Linked DNA regions of Homo sapiens: region 1 is linked to region 2. A link is a loop called in an ENCODE intact Hi-C map of the cell type or tissue named here. Cell type or tissue: PC-3. All regions are shown on one strand. Each heading gives the region's core, and the rest is flanking DNA. Links, peaks and the distances in the headings are about the cores only.

Region 1 (11,881 bases), core at 3,813-11,812, 84 kb after region 2:
TCTACTAAAAATACAAAAATTAGCCGAGTGTGGTGGCACGTGCTTGTACTTCCAGCTACTCTGGAGACTGAGGCAGGAGAATCACTTGAACAGGGAGGCAGAGGTTGCAGTGAGCCAAGATTGACCCACTGCACTCCAGCCTGGGCAACACAGCAAGACTCTGTCTCAAACAAAACAAAATAAAACAAACAAACAAAAAAAGAGAGGAGCCATCTCATTCCACATGGAATCTGTGCCACTTCACAATTTTTTGTGCTGCATTTTGGCCAGCGAACTTTCCTTTATTCTCCTCTAAAGGATGTTAAGTTCTCACCATACACACATACAGATGGTAGCTATGTGTAGGGCTGGAGATATTGATTAATTTGATTGTGGTAATCATTTCACAATGTATATGTATATCAAACCATCACATTGTATACCTTGAATATGTAAAATTTTATTTGTCATTTATACCTCAATAAAACTGGGGAAAAAGATGTTTAAAATACCCTTTCTCCACTTTTTCTGGTTTCCCATATCTGCACTTCTTCCTCCCTGGAGAGTAAGGCCTATGAAGGGAGGTATCAAGTCTGTTTTTCTCATCATTGCATCTCCAGCGACTCCAGCAGTATCTGCTACGTGGCAGATGCTTGCTAAAGATGTGTTGATTGAATGAATGTCTGAACAACCAAATAAGTGAATATCCCTTTGTGCCCAGATATCACAATTTGAAAACTTTGTTTTTCATCTGGTATCTGTATATGACTTTACTTTTTAAAAGTTCACACACATATAGAAAGACTTCATCTCTGCAGTAACTAATCCATAAGCAACTATAGAATTCTTAAGAACCAAGCTCCGTTCAGAAATGGCAAATTGAAATGCCATCTGAGGGGAAATCAGATACTTGCTGACCATGGGATTTGAGAGAAACTGCCCAGTTTCCTAAAGCACAACTTCGATTGTATCACTATTTTAAAACCCAGTGGTTTTCAGATGCTCTTGCCCAGCTCCTACTGATTTAGAGGGTGAACGCTGCATATGCTGACCATGCTGCGAATGAGAAGCACAAAGACTAGAAGTGCCAAGGCAGGGGGCTTCACAGCAGCCCCGATCTTTTGGTCTGTTCCTGCCCAATTCTACCATATTATAGTTCGTAACATGGAGCAGGATTGGGGCACATCTGTACTAAATGTCAGGCTTCATGGAGCTTCCCAGAAAGAATTACACAAAGAAATTACATCTCTTGAAGTGTCTAATCCACCTGTGCTCATTTCCCATGGCTGTTGTAACAAATTACGACAATCTTAGTGGTTTAAAACAACATGAATTTATTATTTTATAGTTCTGGAGGTTGGAAGTCCTACAGTCAAGGTGTCAGCAGGGTTTTGTTCCTGCTGGAGTCTCTAGGGGAGGATCCATTTTCTTGCCTTTTCCAGCTTTTAGAGACCACCCACATTCCTTGGCCCATGGCCCTCTCCTTCCATCTTCACATCTCTCTCTCACCACTGCGTCCATCATCACAGCTCATCTGTGACTCTGACACTCCAGTCTCCCTATTATAAGGACCCTTGTGATTATACTGGGCCCATTCATGTAATTCAGAGTCACCTCCCCAGCTCAAAATCCTTAATCACATCTGCAAAGTCCCTTTTGTCAGCTAGAGTAACATATTCACATATCTCAGGGATTAGAATGTGAACATTGCAGAGGGTGAGGGCGTCATTCCATCTACCACTCCACCCGTCTGCTTTCTTCCTATCAGCCTCAAAAAGTGCCCTCCAGATCCTCCACTCTCCAAGGCACCTGGTGACAGAATACACTCACTGGCTCCTGGAGGCATCCTCCTTCTGAGCTTTCCTAGTGCTCCCAGCTGGATGAAACTACTTGTTTGTCCATACTCCTTTGTGCAACCTGGACTGTTCAGGGCATCCCTTTCTGCTGTTGGACACTTTATTTGTACGCACATACGTTACTTTCCTGATAACCTGAGCCAAGAACCAACTTTGTGCCCTCCTAGGGCCTAGAATGATGTGAGGCAGATTGCTGCTGCTCAATTATTGCTGTTAGTGCTTAGCAGGACACACAAGACCCGTCTCCCTGAGCCTGGTGCCATCCAGATGTTCCTGTCAGAGTCCAAAGACAGTACTCCTCATTGCCACCCCAGAGCACTTCTGCTAGTGAGTGACATCTTCCATTCCTGTGAGCGGGGAGGACTCCACAACTGCTGCCCATTTAGACTACTTCATCCCCAGGGACTGCTGGTAGCCTGGGAAGGGAGCCTGCATTTACGTCTGCAGCTTCCCACCTTCTGCAAGTAAGCTTGTTATTGTTTTGCTGTTTGCTGTGGCAGTGGCTGCTGTTCTGCAGTGCCAGCTGAGAAGCTTTTCTCCAAGCAGCCTTGGTTATTTCCACTATAATTCTTTTCCCCTCAGGATGCCATCCTCTACATGTGTCGGTATGACTCACTTGGTACTTGTACTTGGTAAAAGCCAGAGTTTAATGAAAAGACATCGGTCGAGAACTTTGCAGTCTCATTTGCAGCCACATCCTGGGTAGGACTTGCCTTAACTCAGGTGGAATCTTTCCTCCCCAGCAGTCAAGAGATGCAGAAGTAACAACTACCTAACTGCCAAGTACTAGGCAAAACTTGGGGCTGGGGTTGAAGTGCATTAAAGGGCAGGCATGTGAGAGAATAAAAATATGAAATCAAAGTTTCTGCTCTTACAGATTTCAAAATCAATTGGGAAGAAATGTAAGTTACTAAGTAATTGCAAAATTTTGTAAAATCTTCTAGCAGCAAAATGTAGAGCTGGGGAAAAAATGTGGATCCTTATCTTATAGTCTACATCTGGATAAATCCAAAATATTAAAAGTAAAGTCTTAAAATTACTAGGAAAAAACCCTGAGAGAATTTTTCTTACATAATTTCAGAATGGTAAAGGTCTAAGTATAATATAGGACCCAGAAGCCATATGAATGAAAGAATAGGTAAATTTAATGACAAAAAAAACTTCCCATGGCAAAATGCACAATATGAAAAGTCAAAAAACAAATGCCAATCTGAGAAAAATATTTGTAAATCATATTACAGAAAAAAGTTAATTTCCCAAATGTATAAAGAATATGATATGGTTTGGATTTGTGTCCCACCGGCAATCTCGTGTCGAATTGTAATCCCTAATGTTGGAGGAGGGGTCTGGCAGGAGGTGACTGAATCATGGGGGCAGATTTCCTCCTTGCTATTCTCACGATAGTGAGATCTCACAAGATCTGGTTGCTTAAAAGGGTGTAGCACCTCTTCCTTCTCTCTCTTCCTCCTGCTCTGGCCATGTGTAGATGTGCCTGCTTCCCCTTCACCTTCTGCCATGATTGTTAAGTTTCCTGAGGCCTCCTCAGCCATGCTTCCTGTATAGCCTGTGGAACTGTGAGCCAATTAAACCTCTTTTCTCTATAAATGACACCATCTCAGGCATTTCTTTGTGGCAATGTGATAAAGGAGTAATACAGAATATATACAAATCAATAAGAAAAACACTAACCATCTACTAGAAAAAATGGGCAAAGCATATAAGCTGACAGTGCACAGAAAAGGAAATGCAGATGGCCCTTAAACATATGCCAAGATGTTCAGTCTTATATATAATAAGGGAAATGGAACTAAAATCACACAGAGACATAATTTTTAAATTATGTTAAATGGGCTAAAATTTAAAAGTTTGAAAATACTTACATTTTGAGGCATCAGCAGCCCACCCATCTATTACTGGCAGAAGTATATACTGGTACAACACCTATAGGAGGCAAGTTTTTAAGATCTTCCAAAATTGCAAACATGCATATCCTGGACTCAGCAATTTGCTAGAAATTTATCCTATGGATAGTCTCTAACCTGTGGGAAAAGACATATACAGAACTTTATTTACTACAGCACTGTTTATATTATCAAAAGACTGGAAGTCATCATCAACAGAGGAGTGATAAAAATAGAAGAGTGATAAATTATGATATTCACACAAAATGGAATTCTATGCATTGCTCAAAAAGCAATAGGGATACTCCTTATGATGGTTATGGAAATATTTCAAAGATATGGTAAGTGATAAAAACAAGATGACAGAACAGTTTGTTCAGTGTGCTGCTGTTAGTATACAAAAGAAAGGAGGAGTAAACTGCTAGCTATTTTCAAGAATAAGCTCAATATATTTCTACCAGTTCTTTTTGCTCATGCTGTTCTGTTCATGTAGATTGTCCTTTCTCCATCTCTGCCTGTTGAAAAATATTGTTCTTCCAGGACAATTTCAAATACTTCTTCCTCTATGAACCTTTATTGATCTCCTGAGTTAAGCACTCTCTCAGTTGAACAAATCTAAAATTATTAGGAGAATAGTTTTAAGGTTTGGAATGAGAGATCCTTTCTAAGACAGACAACCCCCATTAACTCATAAAGAAAGAAGCTTAGCCTAACCTTATAAGAAATTTAATAATTTGTATGGTCACAGACATAATAAATAGACATAAATACAAAATCTGATGACACACTGAGAGGAAATATCTGCAACATATATTGATGACGAAAGCTTATTATCCAGATTATATAAAGAGCTTCTAAAAGCCAGTAAAGATAAAAACAATAGTCCAATCAGAAAAAAGACACATCTTGAAGAGTTAAGCCAATAAAGAAAGAAAAGCAGTTTAAAAGGTGCTCAGTTTTAAACAGTAAATATTTCTCTCCCTTTGGTGAGTAAAAAATAAGAAGACTTACATTATGATGTGGGGAAAGAGGCAATGATGTGGAAGGAATATAAATTGTTAAATTCTTTTCAGAGGGTAATTTGGCAGGAGTCATCAAATGTTAAAATTAGGTATCACCTTCAACCCATCTGTTTGGCTTCTAGATCTAGGCATCTGTGCTCAGAGAAACATATATGAGTATAGAAGCACTTACAAGCATGGTCATTGCACACTATTTATAATAGAAAAAAACCAAACACCACCTAAAGGACCACCAAGAGGGGAAAGAGTAAAGGAAATATGGTAGATTCATTCTATGAGCTACTGTGCAGCAGTTTTTAAAAATAGATTTTTACATATTTGAAAAGAGCTTCAAAGGGAAAATGCCATTTGAAGAACAGTATATAAAATATTGTTCTATTTATATGGGGAAGATACATGTATACAGTCAGCCCTCCATATCCACCAGTTCTGCATCTGTGGATTCAACAAACCATGGATTGTAATTATTCAGAAAAAAATATATAAAAAAAGAATGGTTGAATCTGTTCTGACCATGTGCAGACTTTTTTCTTGTCATTATTTCCTAAACAATACAGTATAACAACTATTTACATAGCATTTACACTGTTTTAGATATTATAAGTAATCAAGATTATTTAAAGTATACAGGAGGATGTGCGTAGGTTATAAGCATCATTTTATATAAGGAACTTAGGCGTCCCTGAATTTTGGTATTCACAGGGGACAGAGTCCTAGAACCAATCCCCTACATATATGTGTACATTCTACACACACACACACATGCACACAAAATAGTTTAGCCTCTAGGAAGGGGAAGAGAACTAGGGGTAGCAAAGAAAGAACTTTCATTTTCTTCTTTATACATTTATAGGATGTTTTTTGTTTTTCTTGTTGTTGAAGGATAGTGATGTGAAGGACCCAGTTCACACAGTTAGGAAAAGGGACTTGATTTCAGTCAATTGGCCTTCCAGTGTGATATTTTTTTTCCACTGTTCCACCAAAAGAAAATAAGAGGCACTTTCGGAGTCAAGGATGATTGAATAGAAAGAAGTATAAGATATTTTCCTCTGGCTATGAAGTTCACTATGGAATTTTCAGAAACATGCCTCTTCTAACTAACCTAATAGCCACTGTTAAGAGTTAGGCCCATTTAGTTTATGGGCATAGAGAATGGCTGCAGCCATCAATGACATAGCGTATAGATTATCCTTTTAAAATGTTCTCTAATACTTCATACCTTGTAAGTCTTTTCCCTAATTTTCCTTTTGTTTCTTTCCCCAGGCTCTCTGGAATTTTTCTATAGCTAGCTTAAAGTTTGGAAAGAAAGGACTGATAAATGCTGAGTAAACAGACTATTTCTTGACCCTTAAATGACATACTGTCTTAAGTTACACTCTAGAGAATGACTTTAATTCTAACTAACAACACAACACTGGAGGTTCATTCAATGTGAGATTTACTCTGACTGTTTTATTCTTCCCACCAATCAACACTTGGGCTGTGCTTCATTTCCTTTATTTGCTTTAAATTCAATAGCATCAGTGAAGGTACCATATAGGGGAGGTCATAGACTTTGAAATATGACATAGCAGAGTTCTTTTCACAAGTTTTCAACTTACTATCTTTGTGATTTGGAGGAATTGTCTAACTTTTCTCCATGTCAGTTTTTCATCTGTCAAACAGCAATAATAATAACTAATGGCAAAAAAGAAATCACAATGACATTAGAAAATGTTATGAAATGAATGATAATGACAATAAAGACACAACACATCAAAATGTGTACAGGGCAGCTAAAGCAGGAGTTAGAAATATTTAGCCTTAAATGTATTTATCAGAAAAGAAGGAAAACTGACAATTAATTACTTAAGCTTCTCAAGCAGCTACAATAGGAAGTAAGATAAAACCCAAAGAAATTAGGAGCAAAACAGCATGGATAAAAACAGCTTCAATGAAAATATATATACACATACATAAAATAGAAAACTATCAATAATGTCAAATGTAGGTTTTTGTAAAGATTAACAAAATTGATAAACCCCTAGCTGGACTGATCAAGAAAAAAACAAAGAAAATACAAATTATCGAGATCAGAAATGAGAAAGAGACATCAATACAGACTTTAAGCCATCAAAAATATAAATAATACCAGTGGGAATTCACTGAAGTACTTTAAGCACCTAGCACACTACCATGGCTCATAGAAGCCATTCATTTAGTCATTGAATATGCTTTGACTGAGCATATGCCCTATGCTGAGCAAGAGGAATGCTAAGGTATATGGGTGGCTGGGTGGGTGTGAAAAGGGTGTGTGGGGGTGGGGATAGACATGTTCTTTGCTCCTGTGGAGCATAGAGTTCAACTAGTCTTTTCTTTATAAATTACCCAGTCTGTGGTAATCTGTTACAGCAACAGAAAATGGACAAAAGTAGTGCTCTCATCAGGAGGAAAAGCAAGGGAAAGCCTGTGTTGGAGGGAAGGATGGTTTGGCACAAAGTCATTGTGGCTGATGCTGGAAAGTAAGGGCAAGTGGAGGGGCCAGATGAAGCTGCTGAGATAAATGGGGACCAGCTTGTAGGTGACACTGAGAAGTCTGGTCTTTATTCTAAAATGGGGAGCCATTTGTGTTTTAAGTGGAGATGGGGCAACAAAACCAGATCAGAAAAGATCATTCTCCATATTGTGTGAAGCATGGATTGGGTGAGTCATTGTGGATATACAGATGCCAGTAAGGTGACTATTGAGGTTGCATGGGAAAAAAAAATAGCTAGACCTACTGTTTACAATATAAATTAAACTGGAAATAGCTCAAATGTTCACCAACAATGGACTGGTTGAGTAAATTATAGTAAATAAACATAATGGGTTACTATGCAGCTATAAATAAAAATGAGGAATATTAACATATATTATTGTAGCGTTATAGCCGGGATATAGTGTTTGATGAAATAAGCAAAGTGGAGAAAATTGTATGTATATGCTGCTACTTGCATTTTTAAAGTGAAAGGCTAAATCAAGGTAAAAAATTGTTACTCACAGGAAGAGACAGGGAGAAAGCTGGAGGGGACAGGGATAGAGGCTAAAGTTCTCCAAATACAAATTGTTTTGTAGATTTCACCTTGGAACCATGTAAATATTTTACATTACTATAAAGCAAAATTAAATTGTAAAAATCAATTCATAAAAACTGAAAACAAAATGAAACAAATGAACATAACTATGCACTGAGTTAGTGGCACGATCATATATAACAGAATTAATTACACTTTAAAACTATATAGCTTAGGCTGGGCACGGTGGCTCACACCTATAATCCCAGCACTTTGGTAGGCTGAGGCGGGCAGATCATCTGAGGTCAGGAGTTTGAGACCAGCCTGGCCAACATGGCGAAACCCCATCTCTACTAAAGGTACAAAAATTAGCCAGGCATGGTGGTGGGTGCCTGTAATCCCAGCTACTGAGAAGGCTGAGGCAGGAGAATCGCTTGAACCTGGGAGGCAGAGGTTGCAGTGAGCCGAGATGGCGCCACTGCACTCCAGCCTGGGCAACAAGAGTGAGAATCGGTCTCAAAAAAAAAAAAAAAAAAAAAACAAAAACAAAAAAAACAACCAACCAACCAAACAAACAAACAAACAAAAAAACTATATACCTTAAAATGTTTTTAGTAATCACATTGTTGGCAAAAGTGTTGCATTCGTATCTAAAACTACCATGAGGGTAATTTGTATATATTGTGGAACAAGAAAAATGAGAAACTATCTGCTGTTCTAATTCTGTCACCTTGGAGTCTTTGAAAACTGGAATTCTAGGCATAGGACAAAGGAAATACAGATGCAAGATAAAACGTTAGGCAAAATCCCTGTAGTCCCGATTCTGAGTTAGAGGTATAAGTATGAACTCATACTTGAAAAACAATTTATTTCATATTTCTGTCCACTGAAAATATCTAGAAACAATGATCAAAATAGTAGTAGCACCTGGTATACAGGGGTCTCCAAATACCATTACCCACGTAAGGAACTTGGATTCCATAGAGAAACGGCTCATTCCAGGTTCTGAGGCCAGATATGTGCAAGGTAAGCTAGGGATACCTTACCATACTACTGGCCAAAGATGAAAAAATGAAAGCATCAATATGAATAATGTAAGTTATATTTGTAATGATACAAAAAATTAGTCACCTTTAGAGAATGATTTGGAATAAATTAATTATTTTGAAAATCAGTAAATAAAGAGAAAAAATCATTTGTTTATCCTTCTTTTCCTGTACATACCGTACCTCAGGGTAATCAACTGACAGGATAACGCTTCTCCTAACAGAAGTCTTCTAGCTGTCAAATAAATAATAACAAAATTAGAATATTATCATTTTTTCAATCCATAGTGAAATAATGGATCTAGGTAATGATCATCAATAGCTGCTAAAATCACAGAATGAGGGTTAACTAGTCTTTAGGTGCCTTCTGATGGAAGATCACAATATTACCTATGAAGTATACATGTAAAAAATATCAAATCTGCATCTGATCAAGACTTTAGTTCTCTCAGAAAATTCAGAAGATAGAAGAACATGTTAAATAACACAACAGGTGATGCAATCGGCAAAATTTATGCTTTGTGAAACTCTGCTGAACAATGTTGCCACTATTCAACAGAAAATTACAAGGAAAAAAATAGCAGGATTACATAGATCAAAGGAGTTTAAGACTGATGAATCAGTTGAAATATATAGACATTATTTCAATCTTGATTTAAAGAAGCAAACTATAAAAATCTATGGATTGGGGATAATGGGTATGTGGGTGTTACTTACATTATACTCTCTCTGTTTGAAATTTTCCATAGTAAAATGTTAAACAATAACAGCCAAAAACAACTAACCCCATACCAAAAACAACTAATCCCTATTAAGTGCTCATTATATGCAAGGCACTGTTTTAAGTAATTTGCATATTTAAACTGTCCTCCTGTCCATGAGGTCGGTACTCATCTCTACTATACAAATGAGAAAACCAAGGTATAGAGTGGTTAAGCACCTTGCTTAAGGCCACACAGCTAATAAATTATGGTATTAGGATTCAAAACCAGGCAGTCTGACTCCAGAACCCATTTTCTAACCGGTACACTAGTACCTATCACAATGATGCTAGCTTGGACTAGGTTGGTGATAATGGAGAAACGTGGATGGATTGAAGAGATACTGAAGGTGAAATTGACCAGACTCCATGCTGGATTGCACACGAGGCTAAGGGTCAGGGGAGAGTCCAAAATATTTGTGAGGTTTTGGTTTGCATCATGGGATACATGGTGTTATGGTTCATTGAAATAACAAGAATGAGAGAGGATCCCGTTTAGAGGTAAAAGATGATTTGGGTTTGGAGCATGTCAAGATTCTGGTGCCTTTGGTATATCCAGGTGATGTCAGTTGAGCAGCTGGCAATATTGGTGCTCTTATATGTTAGTTTTCCCCCTTTTTCCTCCTTAGAACTGTATACATTTTCTTGGGATGAAGAGGGGAAGGGGCTACTTTTCTAGTATTGAAGTATAATAATGTAATATTCTGTTCTTGTTTCAGAGGTGTTGTAGCAGTATCACTTGCACATTTTATAAGACTGCTTTTGCTCCATTGTCTTAGTAACTGGGAGAAAACAGGTCAATGAATCAACCATCCCTTGATTGCTTACTATGCCCAGCCACTGTATTAGGTGCTTACACATTCTATCATTTCCTTCTTTCTTACAGTTACTTTAACAGTTATAAAGATGTTCTTCTTCTCATTAAATAAGGAGATGGAAGATCAAAAAGAGTAAGTCACTTGCCAAAGTTACCGAGCTGTAAAGTAGTATTCTGCATCCCTAGTCTGTGTTCTCCCATTATGCCTCTATTTTTCAAAGTGTGGGTGATGACTTAGGTGGTCACGGTCATGGTGTTTAATTGCACAGACACACACAGTAAGAAAGCGCTCTGTTATAATTTTCATCCAATCTTCTGTTGCAACATGGAGAACAACTCAGTTAGGTGTTAGTATCTCTTTAATACCTCTCTAACACTTGGCCAATCTCTGTTTTCAACCAAGAAAGGAGAGCCTTGGACTCAGAGTCTTGAGCAAATCATAACAGTATGTAGCAGGAATTTGATCACATCTTATCTTCATTGTGTATATTTTTAGGGATACTTTCTATTAATAAGTGATATTAGTGTTTCCATTTATACAGCAACATAGAATTGCATTTAAAAATAAATTTAAGTAAAAGAAATAAACTGCATAAAAGAAAACTATTACATACATAAAAGTAACAATGGTTCAAAGAAAGGAAAACCAAACACAAACTAGATGAGGCTGGAATCCAACGGATGACCTTTAGAAAACAGTGCTCTTCACCATATTTCCTGCCCCTCACCCCAGTTATGGGCTTTGGTGCTGGCCTTACTTCTTGAACAGCAATTGAATATCTTAACCAAAATATTATCTGGAAACACTTCATCTAGTTACTGGTGAATGCAGCTAGTTGGAAACACTTCATCTAATTACTGGTGAATGCAACTCTCTAGTGATCCTGTCACAGATCCCAAATACTGCGGGCCAGACGGTATTTTCATTCTGCATTGATCAGATTGACATGTTGGATGGAACCCCCCAGCCCTTGGCTGCCCAGCATGTCTCCCATGCCAGGGTGTCAGGAAAGATATAAGAGCAAAGAGTACATGACCAATAAGTCATGGCAGCTAACACCTAAGACACTGGGTTATTTTGGAAATCTTAAGAATATCTAGGTGATTATCTATCTATCTATCTATCTATCTATCTATCTATCTATCTATCATCTATATTTTACTAACAGGCATTCTAGTATTAAAGCTATGTTGACTAATTTCCATCTATTCCTCTTCCTTAAAGCTCGAATTCCCCAGTCTTCTATGATACCATGTTTGCACATTTTGCTCTTTCCTCACCCTCCTCCCCTTTTCTGGGACAGAAGCTATATTCAGTATGTTTGTGAGAAACGGTTGTAAATAGGCTGCCTTAAAAAAAAAAACAAAAAAACAAAAACAAAAAACACATTTTTTAGTTCTTCTAAACACAAACAAAGGCAATAAAAATTCCCAATGCTACAGGTATTTTAAAAGACATCATTGTCAC
Region 2 (16,845 bases), core at 5,473-13,472:
TATGTTTGTACATATACATATACAGTATGTAGTGTGTACATATTACATACTCCATATATAGTATGTGTATGTACATGAGTGTCTGTGTGTATACTATTAAGCTTAGCACCTCATTATAGGAAAAAAAGGTTTTGTGCCTGATTAAATAATTTTTCAGACTTTCTTCTTATATATCAATGTCCTTTTTCTGTCATAAGACAAATATCATAATAGACAAACTGGGGGAAATTTTTTAAAGTAGAGGAATCTCACCTATAATCCTATCCCCCATAATTGACTGCTATAAATATTTTGATCTATTTTTCCTATTTTCTTCATTTATAAAATAATGAAATATTTTTTGCTTACCATTCATACATTACACCCAATTCAAGAAAAAAAAAAAAACATTTGACATACAATTTTTCTTCTTATTCACCAGAGCTAACAAATGTTCTAAATTTGGTGATTTTTGTGTTAACTGTTCCCATGCATTTCTTTATCTTTTACTACAAATGTATATGTCTATAAACAAAATATGATATTGCTTGCATAACTTTAAGTTTCAAATAAATGACATTATACTACAACTTGCTTTTATTGATCTACAACTTGCTATTTTGCTCAAATTATGGTTTTGAAATATAACTATGTTGATACATGTGGATCTTATAACTGCTCTATAATATTCCACTGTAAGAATATTAGAACCCTCACAGAAGGGAGAAGGCAGTGCTCAAGGGATGTGCTGTGATATCAAAAATTGTCTTTTGATATTCAGAATTCACAGTCCAGGCAGTAGGTAAGTCAGGAGTTGATTATTAAGCTTTTAAAATAATTTTGCAAAACTTCACACACTCAGTATAAATTTAGATTAGGCATATCGTTCACCTCACTGGCCTGGAGTCCCTTATATCGACCTTTGGCACAGGGCAGTTCACCAGGAAAAGCCTCCGAGCTGTCAAATACATTAGTCTAAATGATCACGCTCGTGAGCTACAGTCAGAAGAGGATGATGCAGCTCTCACCTGAAAGCTACTCACTCTCTTACTTGAGGCATGATTCTGACAAGCTTGGTTTCATTATTTCCAAGTCCATGGTAGATTAGGGATAGCAATTTTAGAGTAGGGAGCCTGACAAGGAAGACAGCAGATAGAAAGGAAATGTGACTCCCAGCTCTGCCCTGCCGTGTTTATCCTCTCGCATGCAGGCTGATGAGCAAGAAAAACAAAGAATCAGACAGAAGAATTGAGGGGCTTTAGCATAAGGCAAATAGCTCTTTAACTACAACGTGAAACTGAGTCATCAGGAAAAAGCTGTACACCCTAGAGAAGGTGGCGAAGTGTGTGATATATTTTAGCAGCAATTCTATTGCAAGTCAGGTATTTAGAAATTTTAACTTTGGAAAAAAATAATGCTTGATGTATGCAGGGTTTACAACTTAGTAAACATTTTCACAAAGTTTGTCGTCACCACCAGTCTGTGAGCCTAGCTGAGCAAGCATTTTGCTTAGGAGCAAGGAAACGAATCCCAATGGCTTCAATGTCCTTCCCAGGCTGTCCACCCCGGGTTCCTCTGGCTCTCCACTTTGCGTGTTTCACCCTAGCAGTGTCGTCCTCCTTTCCTGGAACCCTTCCCTGGACACCTGCGCCAGGGCACTATTAAGTCAAAAGTAATAACACTGATGTGCTATAGGTGACTTCTCCGTGAACATACGCTTGAGGGCTGGACAGCCCAGTTTGACTCCTGGCTTAGTCACTTAATAGTAGTGTGGCCTCTCTGGGCCTCAATTTACAGATCTGCCACATGGGGGTAATAGTTCTACCTACACCTTAGGGTTATTTGTGATAATTAAATGAGTTCATTTACATAAAGCATTTAAACAAATACATAATATGCATTACCCAACCTATCCAGAACAAATGTGAATTCAGAAGTAGTTAGGAAAAATATATAAATGATTTGAGAGTACAAACTTGAATAGGATAATGCATCCCTGCTCTTCATAGAATATTTTAGTGCTTCTGTCCTAGTCCTACTTGATTACTAAATAGGTTTTATTCCAACTTAAAATTATTTACTTATATTTTTAAAAGTTGGGTTTATGGCCCAATAAGCTAATCATGTTTGAGTGCCAGCAAACTGGTACAGTCTGTTCCTGCTTTTAATTTATGATGTGGTTTGAGTCCCTGTGTTTGCAAAAATTTGGGAACATTGTTAATGACAATGTAATAAAAGATTTTAGTAAACAAATTTTAAGTACACAAATGAGGGCTGTGCCGCACGCAGCCTCATGCTGACTTCCTTGCCTGGTGAAGCGTCCTGCTTTAAGAAAGCAAAGTTGCCATTTTTTTACATTATAACAAGACCCTTAGTTAATGACAACTGTATGATGTTTATAGGAAGCCGCAGAACAATCCTGTGTTCTACTGGCAGCTGGTGGTTGGAGTAGCAATTGGGAAGATGTCAAAAATTCACACTTGGTTTTTAGCAAATAAATGTTTCAATGTTACTTGATGCAAAACCCTCTATTTTTCTTACAGTATTTTGGAATTGGCTGGAAAATGAGGAAGAAAGGGTGAACTGCTCGGGGGGAGCCCTCGAGAGGATCTTCCTTTTTTGTGCACTCTGTATTATTAAAGCAGCCCCACAGCGATTGTGCCTTGTCTCCCCTCTCTGTCCTCTTCTGATCATTTCTATTTATGAACATAATTTTACGTAATTTTAGTCATAATGTGGATATTGTTTTGTATTCTTAATTTTTCACCTATCATAAGCAATGCAAAAACATTTCTGCAAAGTCTCCACTTTTCTTCCTTAAAGTTGTGTGTTATTTTCTCTTATAAATTCAGCACTAGTTTATTTGCATCCTTGAACATTTTCCAGTATTTTTCTGTAATTATCTTTTTACATGTAGTTTTTGTCTTTTTTTTCTTCTTTTGAGTTGCTGTCCTGAGACTGTTGCCCAAGGTTGGGATTGAGGAATCAAAGAATGTGAACACTTCTGTTACATCGTACTGTTGGGACTTCCAAAAAAATGTGAACTAACTTATCATTGTGGAAGTGATTCTTTTTAAGGGAAGATAAAAGACAATTCTATATTTTTGAGAAAAGAGAGACAGGGCAAGAGAAGTATCAAAAGGAAAGAAAAGATGAGGAATAGCATTAAGGGCCCATTACAAATAGGATATAAAAAAAAAATCCTGAAACCCATGAGATGAGACAAGAGGGGATGTGGAAGAGAAGAGAACACCTCTTTTTTTTTTTTTTTTTTCCTCAAGACGGAGTTTCGCTCTTATTGCCCAGGCTGGAGTGCAATGGCGTGATCTCAGCTCACCACAACCTCTGGCTCCCAGGTTCAAGCGATTCTCCTGCCTCAGCCTCCTGAGTAGCTGGGATTACAGGCATGTACCAGCATGCTCGGCTAATTTTGTATTTTTAATAGAGACAGAGTTTCTCCACGTTGGTCAGGCTGGTCTTGAAATTCGGACCTCAGGTGATCTGCCTGCCTTGGCCTCCCAAAGTGCTGGGTGTGAGCCACCGCGCCCGGCCGAGAACACCTCTTTACCTTTTAAAAGGAGCTGGCTGATCCTTAAAGAATCCTCACCTGACTGCTTTTCTTTCTGAAAGCACGTAGGGAACATAGGCATGAACTCTTGCCATCTGCAAGGATCCCAAACTCAAGGGCATGTTGGATTTCAAAATGCAGGTCGCATGTTTATAACTTAAAATATAATTTCCCATGAGAAAAAAAGTAATAATAATGACATTTCACTTTTTAATCATTTTACAGTTTGGGGATATGGTACAGTTGTTCCAGTATAAATGGATATGTGGTTTCATTTGAGCCTCACAACAATTTTGGGCAGTAGGGTTGACTCTGTTTGGTTTGACACATACTAAGAAACTCAGAGCAAGAGACTTAGTATTGTCATAGCAATACATATGTGGAGTGCTTTTTTTATTTAAATGAAATTCACTGGTGGGAAACCAAAGCCCAGACTTTTCCAAAAATGGCATCTCCCTCCTCCTCCCCTCTTCCTCCTCTAACCCATGTCCTCTGGGCTAACCTTGCCTCTTTCCACATCAACACACTTGGCCACATTCCTGGTGTAGCACGTAAAAGGCTGTTTTACCCATGATTATTAATAATTTAGAAAAAGGGCAAGTTAGAAAAATATTTGCCTCCTAATTTCAAGATTTGAGGCAGTCTGTAGGCAATGATGTGAAATACATTATGCTAAGGTTATCTTTCAAGCCTTGGGCCTGTTTTGTTATACCGCTGATGCTCTTTTCCCTGACCCAGCTCCAAAGATATGAAATCAGATTGTCTGGAGTTGTGGTTCAAGGCTCTGTATTATAAAACAGACAAACAAAAACAAAAACAAAACTCTAACATGAAAGGAGACTTAAATGAAAAGATAAAGCATTTCTTATGTAAATAACAAGAAGACAACATAGAGGTGTCATTTCTCCCTAAATGAACTTTTATGTTAAATACTTCAAGATGATACTTGGAGAAAAAAAAAACTGTGAAGGGATTAGCTGATGCTAACGTTTGCTTGGGAAAATTAACAAGCATGAACAGGCTGGAATTTCTGAAAAAGAAAAGTAGTGGGGGGATTTGCCTTATGGGATTTTATAGCACGTTAGGAAGAAGCCAGCTCCTGCTGTCTTGTGGCTCTGGCACCTTCCTCACGCAGAGGCATAAGGTGACCTAAAGTCACTGTGCTTGTCTTCATCATGCCAGCACTGAGTTTTTGAGGAGATAAGTCTGGCTGTGTGCAAAGCAGGTGGAGCCAGACATAAGAGGAATGACTTCATTCTATAAGAACATTAGAGAGACTGTGGCTTGTAAGATTGAAGAAGACGTGTGTTGGTGGGGGTGTGGGGAAATGGCCACTCTCTTCTATCGGGAGTGGGTATTTATGCTTCAGATACACATGTATGAAGTATTATGTATATAAGAATCTTCTCGAAAATCTGCTAACCCTTCAACTCATTTCTTTCTTTCCTTCTGAACCCCCGTGTTATTCAAAAGCTTCCAATCCCCCAAATGTCTCAGTTTTCAGGAGCAGTGAGCTCTTCAGGGAAGATGAGGGGCAGGAAGCCATTTTCTCTTGTGCATCGTTTGTTAAGCATGTGTTTGCAAGTTACAAGTGGATCAGACAAATGTCCTTATTTGCCCAGACAATCCTGGTATATGACATTGTCCTAGTATAATTACTAACAGCTCCTCTTGTAGATGTCCCACTTGGGATGATAAACTACATGATAACCCTATTTAAAAGGCAAAGACTACCTGTATTTTAATATGGGAAGACAATAGCTTTGCCTAGAAGATAGATGCGTGACCTTGCATGTCTCTTTAATAGAGGAAGAAGGTCCCCCACACCTCCAACTGCCTCAGTGTGAACTTCCCTTGGCTTGACTCAAGGGCTTTGACTCAGGGGCTTGACTCAAGTGGTTTGAGTTAGCCTTGAGTCCTCATAAACATGGAATTATTGAGTGTTGCATCAAATGAGTCCCTTCCAAGCTGCCATTTATCTTACCAGAACTGAGTGTGTGCATGTGTATGTGCATGGGTGTGGTAGCAACGTCATCTTTCCATGGCTAAGAAGAAGTGTGGACATACAGAGAAATGCTCTGTATTACTGCAATTGCTTTTGCATTCTGTTTGCAATGAAGAGGGAGGAGAAAGAAGAGATGGAGGGGGGCAGGAGGGAGAGAGAAGTGGGGAGCAGGAAAGAAAGGGAGGGAGGGATATTTAAAGCCACTGACAATTCCAGGGTCCTCTCCCTCCCCAGTCCCAGGCACACACTTCTGTGAGAGGGGCTCTGATATAAAACCTGTCCTGGAAGAGGCAGCCTAAGTCTCAGACGCTGCTGTACAGAAGTCCTGTGACGTGGCAGTTTCTATAGCGACGAGTCTCTTTCATTGGAGAAAGCTCCCTAAAGCAGGATACACAAAACCCTAGCAACCGGTTGAAGGCTTTTTTTTTTTTTAATATGAAGATTTTTCTGCACTTGAATTCAAAAGCCCCCTTCCTAGGAAAGCAGCTTCGTAGCAGGCAGGAAAGGGCTGCCTAGCGTGTCCTGGGGTGAGGATTTGGAAAGATTTGAAAGCTGTTGTGGACCAGGGTAGGGAAAGCGAGAAAGAGAGGTTGCAGTTTAGTGCTGCCTCGACTGGCTGGATCCAGTCTGAATTCACCTTCCAGCCTTTTGTATAGGGACCCACCACCACTGCCAATTAACCCATGATATGAATCCGCCAGGGACAAAACAAAACTGCTACTGCCTCAGCAACCCCATCATGGTCTTCCCTTTCACCTGGCGTATTCCAGGCATCTTTTGCAGGGAGAAGTCAACTCAGGCATGCACACCTGAGAGCTGGGAAACAGTAAGCCTGCTTACTTGGCACAAAATAAATGCCCCATTTAGCTGATGCTTAACTCCTGCCTCTTCCCATCAACTCAGCACAAACGTCACTTCTTCAGGAAAGTCTACTGAATAAGAGATTGCACTTGGCAGCATGTAAAGAGACCCATCTGAGTAGTTTAACCAAATAGGAGTTTATTTTACACCTAAGAAGAGGCCCAGAGGTGGGCAGTCCGGGGGGCTGCCAGCTCCATAATCATCCCTGTCCTAGCTCCTCCTGTCTTTGCCTGGCTGTTGTTCTTGGCATGTTTCACCCTTGAGGTCCCTTCCTAGTCACAAAATGGCTGTTCCACCTCCAGCCAGCAGTGCAGGCAGGAACAAGAAGGAAGCAGTAAGGAGGAAGGGGCGGTGCCCACGTCAAGAAGCAAAACTCTTCCCAGAAATTGGCAGCAGATTCCACATCCATCTCATTGGCCAGGGCTGGGTCATGTGGCTTCAACCCCAAGCTCCAAGGGAGGCTAGGATATGTGGTTTCGTAGCTGGGCAAATTGCCAGCCTGAACAAAACCGTGGCTGTTTAAAGGGCAAGCTGAGGATGAGTGTGGGTGGACAACTAGCAGCATTTGCTACACTTCCGGTGTTCGTGTCTACACACATGCTATCTTCAGGTTAGGTCACCCCTCCCTGCCACACAGCGTCATGCAGTGGTGTGCTGGAAAATGTTTAACAGCCAGATGTCTGGGACAACAAAAGCCACTGTTTGCTCTTATCTGTGGTATAAATACTCCCACCGTGGCCAATTTTAAGCTATCAACATGATGTCCAACAGAGTTAGGAAGACAGACATAGTAAAACATCATTCTATAGTATTTCCAACATGCAGACATAAAAAATATAAATAACCTCAAAAGCATAGATAATAGTAAAATGTAAAATAATTAGGAAGTAATGGGTTTAAAATATGTATCTCATTTTTAATATAAATCGTGTAATTTTTAGCATATATAACTTAATATATATATTTTTGAGATGGAGACTTGCTCTGTCACCCAGGCTGGAGTGCAGTGGTGCAATCTTGACTCACTGCAATCTCTGCCTCCTGGGTTCAAGTGATCCTCATGCCTCAGCCTCCAGAGTAGCTGGGACTACAGGCACAGGCCACCATGCCTAGCTAATGCATGTATTTTTTTTTTTTTTTTTGGTATTTTTAGTAGAGACCAGGTTTCACCATGTTGGCCAGGCTGATCTCGAACTTCTGACCTCAAGTGATCCACCCACCTCGGCCTCCCAAAGTGCTGGGATTACAGTTGTAAGCCACCGCGCCTGGACTATAATTTAATTTTCAATAGTGTCTGCATTTAAAGGCTCACAGCATCCTTAAAAATGTAACCATCCACTCTCATTAGCACATTGCACACTGACTCCCACATGCCACACCTCTGTGGATCTCTGCATTTCCTACACTGTGCCTATCAGTTTATTATCATTGTGCTATTTGTGTGATTTGGTGTCAATATTTGTTCCCCCCACAAGACTGTAAACTCCACTAGGGTAGTGTTTGTGTCTGGTTTTGCTTACAATGTCAGCAGGTGCTCAATAAATATTTGAATAAATAAGTGAATCAATTCAATGTGGAACAAGGAGGTGCCTATATGCATGTATATATGTATAAACAAACAAACAAATAAATACATAAATTAGTGATTTCTGCAAAAGATCTTACATCTCAGCCTCCAGTTTTGTTTTTCTTTTATCCCCTAGTACTGGGTGTCATTCTTTTAGTATCTTAGTTCCCGAACTTTATTAAGATACAAATGGTTGATGAAGCTTTGACATCCTTTTTTTGGACATCTGTGGCTGGTGCTTACTACCTGCACAGAAAGACAGATCCTGGAGCAGCTGGGCTTTATTTTGTGACGGCCCTAAAAGGGAATGTTTGTTTTCCCTTACCCCCATGTCCACTGTGGATCTGATTCTTCAAGGACGCCTCCCTGGAAGTTAGAGGGACATTTTAGGAGGCCCATTAAGTGGCAACACATAGGCTGGGGCTGAGTGCCCATAGGTCTGGGACCTTGTCTGTTCTGAAAGAAACCAGAGGCAAAGTACTGCTTGGTTTCCCCTCTTAGAAAAAGGGTCTCCACCTCTACTCTACAGACATGCAGCAGATATCTAGGACTTCAGGCAGAGCTTTCCTGATGAGGGAGTCCTCAGCTTAGCCCCACAGACCTCAGTTTCACATTCAGCTCCTACCCAAAGGGCATCTTTTAGAAGACCAGCACCTGGTTGCCACTCTAAATGAGTCTAGCCTTTGCACAGACTTCAGGAGCCCACTCTTCCGAACCCAGTATTCAGGCAGGAAGGAAACTATGAGAGTAATGGCACCCCTATCCCCAACTCTCTGGAGACAGGGAAGCATAGAAATGAAGTAAAGAAGGAAACTGAAAATAGAGTAAAAGATCACTGAATTTTCTTAGTACCCAAAGCTGGTTCCAAAGTCAGAGAAAGGAGCTGGAATATCTCCTGCATGCGTCTGAGTTGGGATCTAACCCTGTGACTCTGGCAACTCCCAGAGTTTTCTGAGTCCTGCATCCCATCAATTGGCTTAAAAGTTTCTCCTCATTTTCTGCCATTAAAGCCAAACCCCATGGGGGATGGGTTTCAGGGCTTATTGCTTGTATCACACTAACAATTTTTCTCTTCTAAAATGAGACACAAGTGTTGGCAAATAGATAGAGGATGCGGTGACCTGTGATGTTGCATTTTGGCACTAACTGCTGCGGACTGGGCTATTTTGGATGCACTTGGGGAAAGCTTAAAGAAAGTCTAGCCTATTAACATGGTCACCGAAGACAGAACAGTCTGGCTTTGTGAAAACATTAGCAGGATGGCACTAGCAGCCTGATTTTCAGGATGTAAGTAAACTTGATTTGTCAGAGTGACAATAGAGAGAGTCCAGAAAGAGTCCAGGCTTGACTTATTAAAAACATTTACTCTTAGGCCGGGCGCGTTGGCTCACACCTGTAATCCCAGCACTTTGGGAGGCCGAGGCGGGCGGAGAACGAGGTCAGGAGATCGAGACCATCCTGGCTAACACGGTGAAACCCCGTCTCTACTAAAAATACAAAAAAAATTAGACGGGCGTGGTAACGGGCGCCTGTACTCCCAGCTACCCAGGAGGCTGAGGCAGGAGAATGGCATGAACCCAGGAGGCGGAGCTTGCAGTGAGCCGAGATCACGCCACTGCACTCCAGCCTGGGCGACAGAGCGAGACTCTGTCTCAAACAAACAAACAAACAAACAAACACAAACACACACACACACACAAAAATTCATTTACTCTTGGTTTCCTTAACCACTTTCAGGGAGTAGAAGGTTCTAAGAGGAAATATAGACTTAATACCAAGTGCCTGATGTGGAGCAAATGAAGTTTATACTTGTTGTGAAGGGGTTGTTAGCCAAGCCTGGGGTCCCAGCATGCATGGAAACATCTGGACAACTGCTGTTAGACATCAGCAGGAAGTGCCAAAGAAGTGTGGACTGTATAGGATTTTTGCAGGCTAATGACAACACTGTCCCTCTAGTGGCAGGTACCTGAATTGCAGGCCCAGTGCCTTGGGACCAATCAGCACAAGGAAGACGTTATATCTCACAAATTCAAGTGTTACCACAGCCTACATTTTTATGGGACTTACCATTTTAAAAGTTCTTTCACATGCACTTTCTCTCTTGAGTCTCACAACAGCTCTGTGAAAAACAGGTGATATTTTATTTTACAGATGGGGATGTAAAGGATAAGGGTCCATGTAGCTCTTCATGGACTCAGGTCTCCTGACTTTCAATTTAAACCTCTTTCCCCTTCTGCCCATTGAAATTAGCTTGCTTGGTGTCCCATTCAGGTCTGAGATGTCTACAATGTGAAAATGAATGGTCTCTTGTCCAAGCACTGAATTGCTCCTTTTCAAGGTAATGGTTCTGGAAACTGTGACTTTAAAGAATGAGTTAAGGTTAAAGAGTTATGAGAAGAGTAATGAGAAGGTTAAAGAAATGCTTTAACCTTAAGAGATAAATGGTGACAATTTCAGATACTGTTGATGGCAATCGGAGGAGAGTTTCCCAACTTGAAAAGCCAAACCTTGGAAGCAGCCTCCTAGTCCTCTTCTGAGTGGGACGGGGGTTGGAAGTAAACTGAAGTTGTAAAGTCTAAAAGATACTCTTGCTCCTGCAATTTCTCTCCTATCTCTGAGCTGATGTGTGTTGTTCCTTTAGAAGGTGAAATGGCTTTTATTTAGTAACTGGGGCTCAGGCTTACAATGCAAATAACCCTTGGAGAAAGAATAGATTGGCTTTCATTTTTAGTAGGTTGGAAATTATTGATTTACTGAGAGCTATTTTGCTGGACTGTGGCAGGGGAAGGGGAGATTCAGAATGCCAAGTAGAGGCCAAGAATGGAGGACGGTGGCACAGAAGCCCGCTTCTGCAGGTGCCACCATGTTGACCTGCCTGCAGGACTTTCTTCTGGGGTGAAGCAGCCTCACTTGTCCCTCACCCTGCCACCCTCTCACCACAAGCCTAAGCTGCCCAGGTAGGGCTTCAGCCATTTAGCTTGCCTGGCCTGACTCCAGGGTGAACTCTGCATTCAGCTCTCAGCTCACCAGACTGCTTCACGCTCTTCTCTTTCATGGCTCCTTGGAGGGCCATTGAGGGAGAAGAGATGGCAGAGGAGGAAGCTGCTGCAAATTTCTCTGCATCCTCTTATGCTCCAGAGGTTATATCAGAGCTTTCTCTCCAGATCTTAAGGGAAATAAGATATTGAATTAGAGACACCGGAAGGCCCCATTTGATTGACATACAGAAAGAAGAACGGTTTTCTTGACAGAGAATGTGTAAGAGAGTGCACATCCATGAGTCTATCTCTGTGTAAGAAGAAAGAACAAAGAAAATGTTTTCAATACATTCCATCACCCTAAAATAAAAGTCACTAATATTGCAAGCATTCCCTCACGGGCACAGATACATCACACACACACACACACACGCACACACACACACACACACACACCACATCACATCCCTAATAGCTTTGACAATTTTCCTCCAGCCAATGAGCTCCTTGCTGGTATCTCATGAACTTTGTGCCACAGTTCTGGTCTCTCCCATGACCTAGAACAGACTGGAGAAGAAAGTGACCAGAAAAAAGCCTGGCCTTCTTCTCTATTGATTCATCTGGTGCCCAGGGCTGCACCACCAAGGGCTTTCACTCTCCTCAGGGCCCAGAGCACCAGCTGCTGCCCAGCTCAGATCAAGTAGTGAGTGAGGACAAAGCCTGGCCAGCTACCTGGAAAGAAAGTCCTTCCTGACGGCTGAATTGTCCTCATTTTTATGTATTAGGCTGGTGCAAAAGTATTTGCGGTTTTTGCAATTAAAAGTACTACCAAAAACCACAGTTACTTTCACACCAACCTAATACATAGCAAACCACTCCCCTAACTTTGGATGGACAATTGCTCTTTTTTATGTAATAAGATCCTTTTCAACTTCCAGCCACCAAGCTACAGACCTCCAGGAAAGGCAAAGGGCAAAATTGTGCAGTCTGTCCTTAGCTTGGCTCCCTGCTTCTGTGGGAAATTCCCAGAGGGGAGAGGAAAGGAACCTGGGAATCCCTTCTTCTGAAGACAGATTGCTGGTCTAGTGTTTACACCTCCAATGCCATTGTCCAGGGCTAGTCGGCAGGGTGGTGGGGGGAGCATGGGAGTGTGTGTTTGTAATACTCTGGTCTGATTTAAACTCCTTGAATCTCTATCAGTCATCTCATATATCCCAGGAGTAGCCCATAGTTAAGTGCTTAGGCAGAGGAAGGTGGGAAAAGGTTGCTTAGGCAGAAGAGGGGGAAAAGGAATGAAAACACTTAGAAGGAAAAGAAAGATGTGGGCAGCGGTTTGAATGAAAGAGAGTGAGGGAAATAAATTACTCTTCCAATGACAAGGGGGCACTAAATAGATGGGCTTGATCCCTGCAGTGAGGCAGCAAGCAGCTGCTCAGAGCATTCTGTAGCCAAGCCTGCTGCAGTCCAGAATGGAGGGGCTGAGGCTTGGTGTTCTGCTGGATAAGCAGGAGGAAAACCTTGAAAATTTGCTTGATTCCATCAAATGCTTTTGCTGATTAAAGGCTTAGAAACTGCCAGAGTTCCTAACGCCTGTCTCTCTCAAACTAGCATGGTACAGGAGACCAAGCAGATAGTGATCTGAATTCGAAGGGAATATGAGAGATGGTGACCTGAAATCTCACCCAGCAGACGCCCCAGAGCTGGGGTCTGCCACTCTCTTGGAGAGGCTGAGGTCCTGGAATCTGGTGAGGGAATGGGGTGCAGGCTGAGTCCCAAGGCATAGGTGAGAGACATAGAACCACCAACTGATATTAAAATAACATTCTGCTTTGAGTGGAATCACTGTTTGCTGTGAGCTGCAAAAGGAAGACAAACACATCTTCTCTGAAGCTCGTGCTGATCCATGGGTGGCCTCTTGGGCAGGCAGAGTGAGAAGGGAAGACAGGAGGAACAGTCCAGCAAGCTGAAGTGACACAGCCTTCCTGCCAGAAAATCAACACCCTACCTCTTTGTCAGGGTCCTGGGCTTGGGCTGATGGCCGAAGCTCCTCTTGGGAGGAAAGTGATTCTTCCAGCTGAGAGGTTGGATTCTGGGAGGCACAGAAAAGATTCTACCACCCAATGAGCAGCCCCCGCACCTACTCTGAGGAAGGGCCAGAACACACAGGCCCCCTTGAATCTGGAGCAAACCTCTATACTGGAGGGAGCCCTGAGGGTCTCAAATGAGAAAACAGGTCCTTTCTTTGTACCCAGGTATCCCTTTATTCCTAGGGATAGTGTTTCTCTCAAGAAGATAGAATCTGGAAAAATATATTACCTGGAGACTATAAAATCCTAGATCAGAAGGCGGCTGTGGGCCCCTAAGCCCATCCTCCTCATTTACAGATGAAGAAACAGAGGCCAGGGGCCCACACTTAGCAGAACCTGGATGACAGCACAGATTTCCTCATTCCTATCCAGCCCTCAAAGCGCCTCACCCTGCCGCCTCCACTTTGTGTTCCTGCAGGAACTCCCAGCCAGTCCACCATGCACACATATTTTTTAAATAGACCTTATTTTTTATTTATTTCTTTTGTAACTTTTATTTTAGGTTCGGGGCACACGTGTGGGTTTGTTACACAGGTACATTGCGTGTCACAGGGGTTTGGGGCACAGGTGGTTTCATTACCCAGGTAATAAGCATAGTACTTGATAGGTAGTTTTTTTTATCCTCACCATCCTCCCACTCTCCACCCTCAAGTAGGCCCTGGTGTTTACTATTCCCTTCTTTGTGTCCATGTGCACTCAGTGTTTAGTTTTCACTTATAAGTGAGAACACGCAGTGTTTGGTTTTCTGTTCCTGTATTAGTTTGCTTAGTATAATGGCCTCCAGCTTCACCCATGTTCCTACAAAGGACATGATCTCATTCAGGATCTCAGCGGTTTTAGGTTCATAGCAAAATTGAGGAGAATGTACAGAGATTTCCCATATATTCCTTGCCCTAGCACATGCATAGCCTCCCCAGTTTGTCAACATTCCGCACCAGAATGGTACCTTTGCTACAATGGATGAGCCTACTTTGACACACCAGTATCACTCAAAGTCCATAGTTTACATTAAGGTTCACTCTTGGAGTTGTACATTCTGTAGGTTTGGGCAAATGTTTAATGATGTGTATAACCCATTATAGTATCATGCACAGGAGTTTGCCCTAAAAAATCCTCACATAAACAATTTTCATGGCAATTCCAATAACCAAGAACTAATCACAAGGCTTAATTGCCATAAGCGTGGGGATCCCTCTCTGGTGAACAACTGGCTGGGTGCTCACTGGCTTGAAGACATTTCCCTGCCCCATATTCCTTGTTGCTGGCACCCAGAATGGAAGTGTTTCAGTATATTCAGGTCCAGCATTAGGATGTGGGCACCTCAGACTGACAGATAGGACCAGGCAGAACCAAGCTGTGATATGTAGAGTTGACATTGTAGACAAGCTCCTGCTTCCACCCCAAAGGCTCCCTCTTCCTCCAACACACACACTTCCTCTATCCTTTCTTCTAGCTCAGCAAACTTCTTTCTATCCTTCCTAACACATCCAGTGCCCTTGCATTATATTCTCTTCTGACTGTCAAAAAATGGGACCAGGAAGGAGTTCAAGGCCAATTATTTGCTATTCAGTGTCAGTTGAGGTCTTTCCCTTTCCCTTTCCAGAGGCATTTGTAACACAGGCTTTAGCTCTTCTTATGTAATGAAAATTTTTGTTTTAGAAAGTTTGGATTTCTAAAAGGAGGTGGAAAGAATAAGGCCCTTCCCAGAGTCCTTGAAATCATCTCAAATAGCACCTACTTCTCCTACTTTGCATAGCTCAGGTTCTGGCCTCCTTTCAGCCAGAGACAATGGTGGAGAGCCAACACAGGATTTGAATAGAGAGGAGGATTTGAACTGGAAATAAATAGTCATTTGGAACAAAAGCTAAAGTTTTATTTTTCCAAAATATAAAACAAGTGAGAACTAGATAGACCCCTGGCTCTCAATGCTGTCATGCAGATGTGCTGGTATTAGATAAAAGAGTGCGGGAAAGTCCTGGATTCTGGTTCTGGGTCTACGTGCAAGTAGCTGGATGACATTGCAAATAACTATTTCTCTGAGCCTTGATTTCTTCTTTTCAAAAATGTTCCCACTGCAATATTCTGTATAGTTCAGAGGAGAAACAAAAAGCAAACCAGATGAATCCAGGCTGCCAGACTTTTCATATTCCCTGCTTTCAACAAAGGTGATTACAGTGGCTTGGAGAAGCTGTTTTCATCAAACCTTGGCCTGACCTATCTCAAGAAGAAGGCGCTAGTGGCCAACAGATTGCAAACACCACTATGACAAAGAACCCCTCTCCATTTTAAAAGGAAAGCATATTGATTTTTGGAATAGCCATTTCCTAGTATATGTAACTTTGAGCCAAACCAATGAAATTTATGAGGACTCAGCTTAATCTTATAACATTTTAAGATCAATAACAGCTGCCTGGAAGAACCTGACCATTATGGTGGTTGAAAAAGGCAGATACGAGAATATTGCAACTGTTAAAGCAAGTTGTATAACAGAGGAGAGATCTGAGCTGCTGTATCTTGTGGAAAGCACCTAGGCCTGAAACTAAAGTTAGGACTGTAAGGTACAACTTCTGGTTCTGATGCCAATCATAGATAAGCATCATCACTAAGAGAGGAACCATATTTATACTTGCTGACTATTGTAACCAGTACTTGGCTCATACTAGATACTCAATAAATATTATTTGAATCAACGTCTTGCAATGTTCCTTAATCATTGAGCCTCAGCTGTCCTTTATTATTCACTCTTTCATTTGATTCTTTCTTCAGTTCCCCTACCACCACCTCCTTGTATAGGTCGCCATTATCTTTGCCTAGATTGTTGCAGTAGACTCCTAACATTCTCATTGCCTTGGTCTTGCCCCCATCTAATCTGTTCTCCACACTGCAGCCAGAGTAATCCTTCTGAAAGGATACTCAATATTTAAAAGCCAGTCTTCTACATTGTAAAATGTATTAGCATAAAATTGTTCATAATATAATCTTATTTTCTTTCATATCTGTAGTGTCTATAGTAATGTCTCTTTGTTTAATAGCCCAACACATGGTATTTAATAAATATTCCATATGAACTTGAGAAGAATGTATTCTGAAGTTGTTTGATGCAATGTTCAATTAAGTTGTCTAATCATATTGTTCAAGCTTCTATTTCCTTAATAATTTTTTCTTTTCGTTCTATGAGGTATGTTAAAATCTTCAGTTATGATTATACATTTGTCTGTTTCTTTTAATCTATCAACTTTTGCTAAAGCAAAAGCTAAAGCTAAAACAAAAGCTAAAGCTAAAGCAAAAAGCATACTTTGAAGCTGTTATTCATTTTATACAACTTAAAACCATTAAATCTTTCTGTTGGACTTACCTTTTTGCCATAATAAAAATTTATGACAAAAGGGTAAATTCTCTTTTCTTTATTATATTAATCTAGAGAGTTAGTTACGAATTTTATTAATATTATGACCTCTAGTAATATTTCTTGACTAAAGTCTTTTTTTGGTCTGAAATTAATATAGCTACACCAGTCTTTGCTTTGCATGGTATATCTTTTTCCATCTTTTTACTGTCAGTCTTTCTGTATCCTTATATGTAAAGTTTATCTTCTATAAACATATTTAATTGGGTTTTACTTTTTAATAACTGTTAAAAATTTTCTTTAAGTTCAGTGCTCAGTCTATTTACAATTACTGTAAGTACTGATATATTTGGATTTAAGTGTATATCTTTGTGGCAATAAATGTGACAATTTAGGGAAATGTACAAGTTCCTTGAAAAGCAAAACTTTCTAAAATTAATAGAAAAATAAGTAG

The links. A loop is a pair of places that touch in the nucleus more often than their neighbours do. Peaks named below come from ENCODE experiments on the same cell type or tissue, not always from the same donor. Only the 100,000 strongest peaks of a DNase experiment are listed, where the experiment ranks them.
Region 1: a loop joins it to region 2, with 2.6 times the contacts of the local background. A loop is called at or near these places in 6 of 110 quality-filtered maps.

Annotation. Positions count from the first base shown.
Region 1 is chr5:72,094,564-72,106,444 of GRCh38, forward strand. LOC105379028 (a long non-coding RNA gene) reads right to left here. Exons shown (of 3, transcript XR_007058813.1): 3 at 1,294-9,071. Among named protein-coding and RNA genes, the nearest start is that of MAP1B, 7.0 kb to the right of the region's middle. In PC-3, for the core only: no CTCF peak of the experiment used is centred there; a DNase peak (open chromatin) is centred at 7,468; H3K27ac peaks cover 864 bases.
Region 2 is chr5:72,008,425-72,025,269 of GRCh38, forward strand. No RefSeq gene overlaps it. Among named protein-coding and RNA genes, the nearest start is that of MAP1B, 91 kb to the right of the region's middle. In PC-3, for the core only: CTCF peaks have their summits at 9,946 and 10,145; a DNase peak (open chromatin) is centred at 9,937.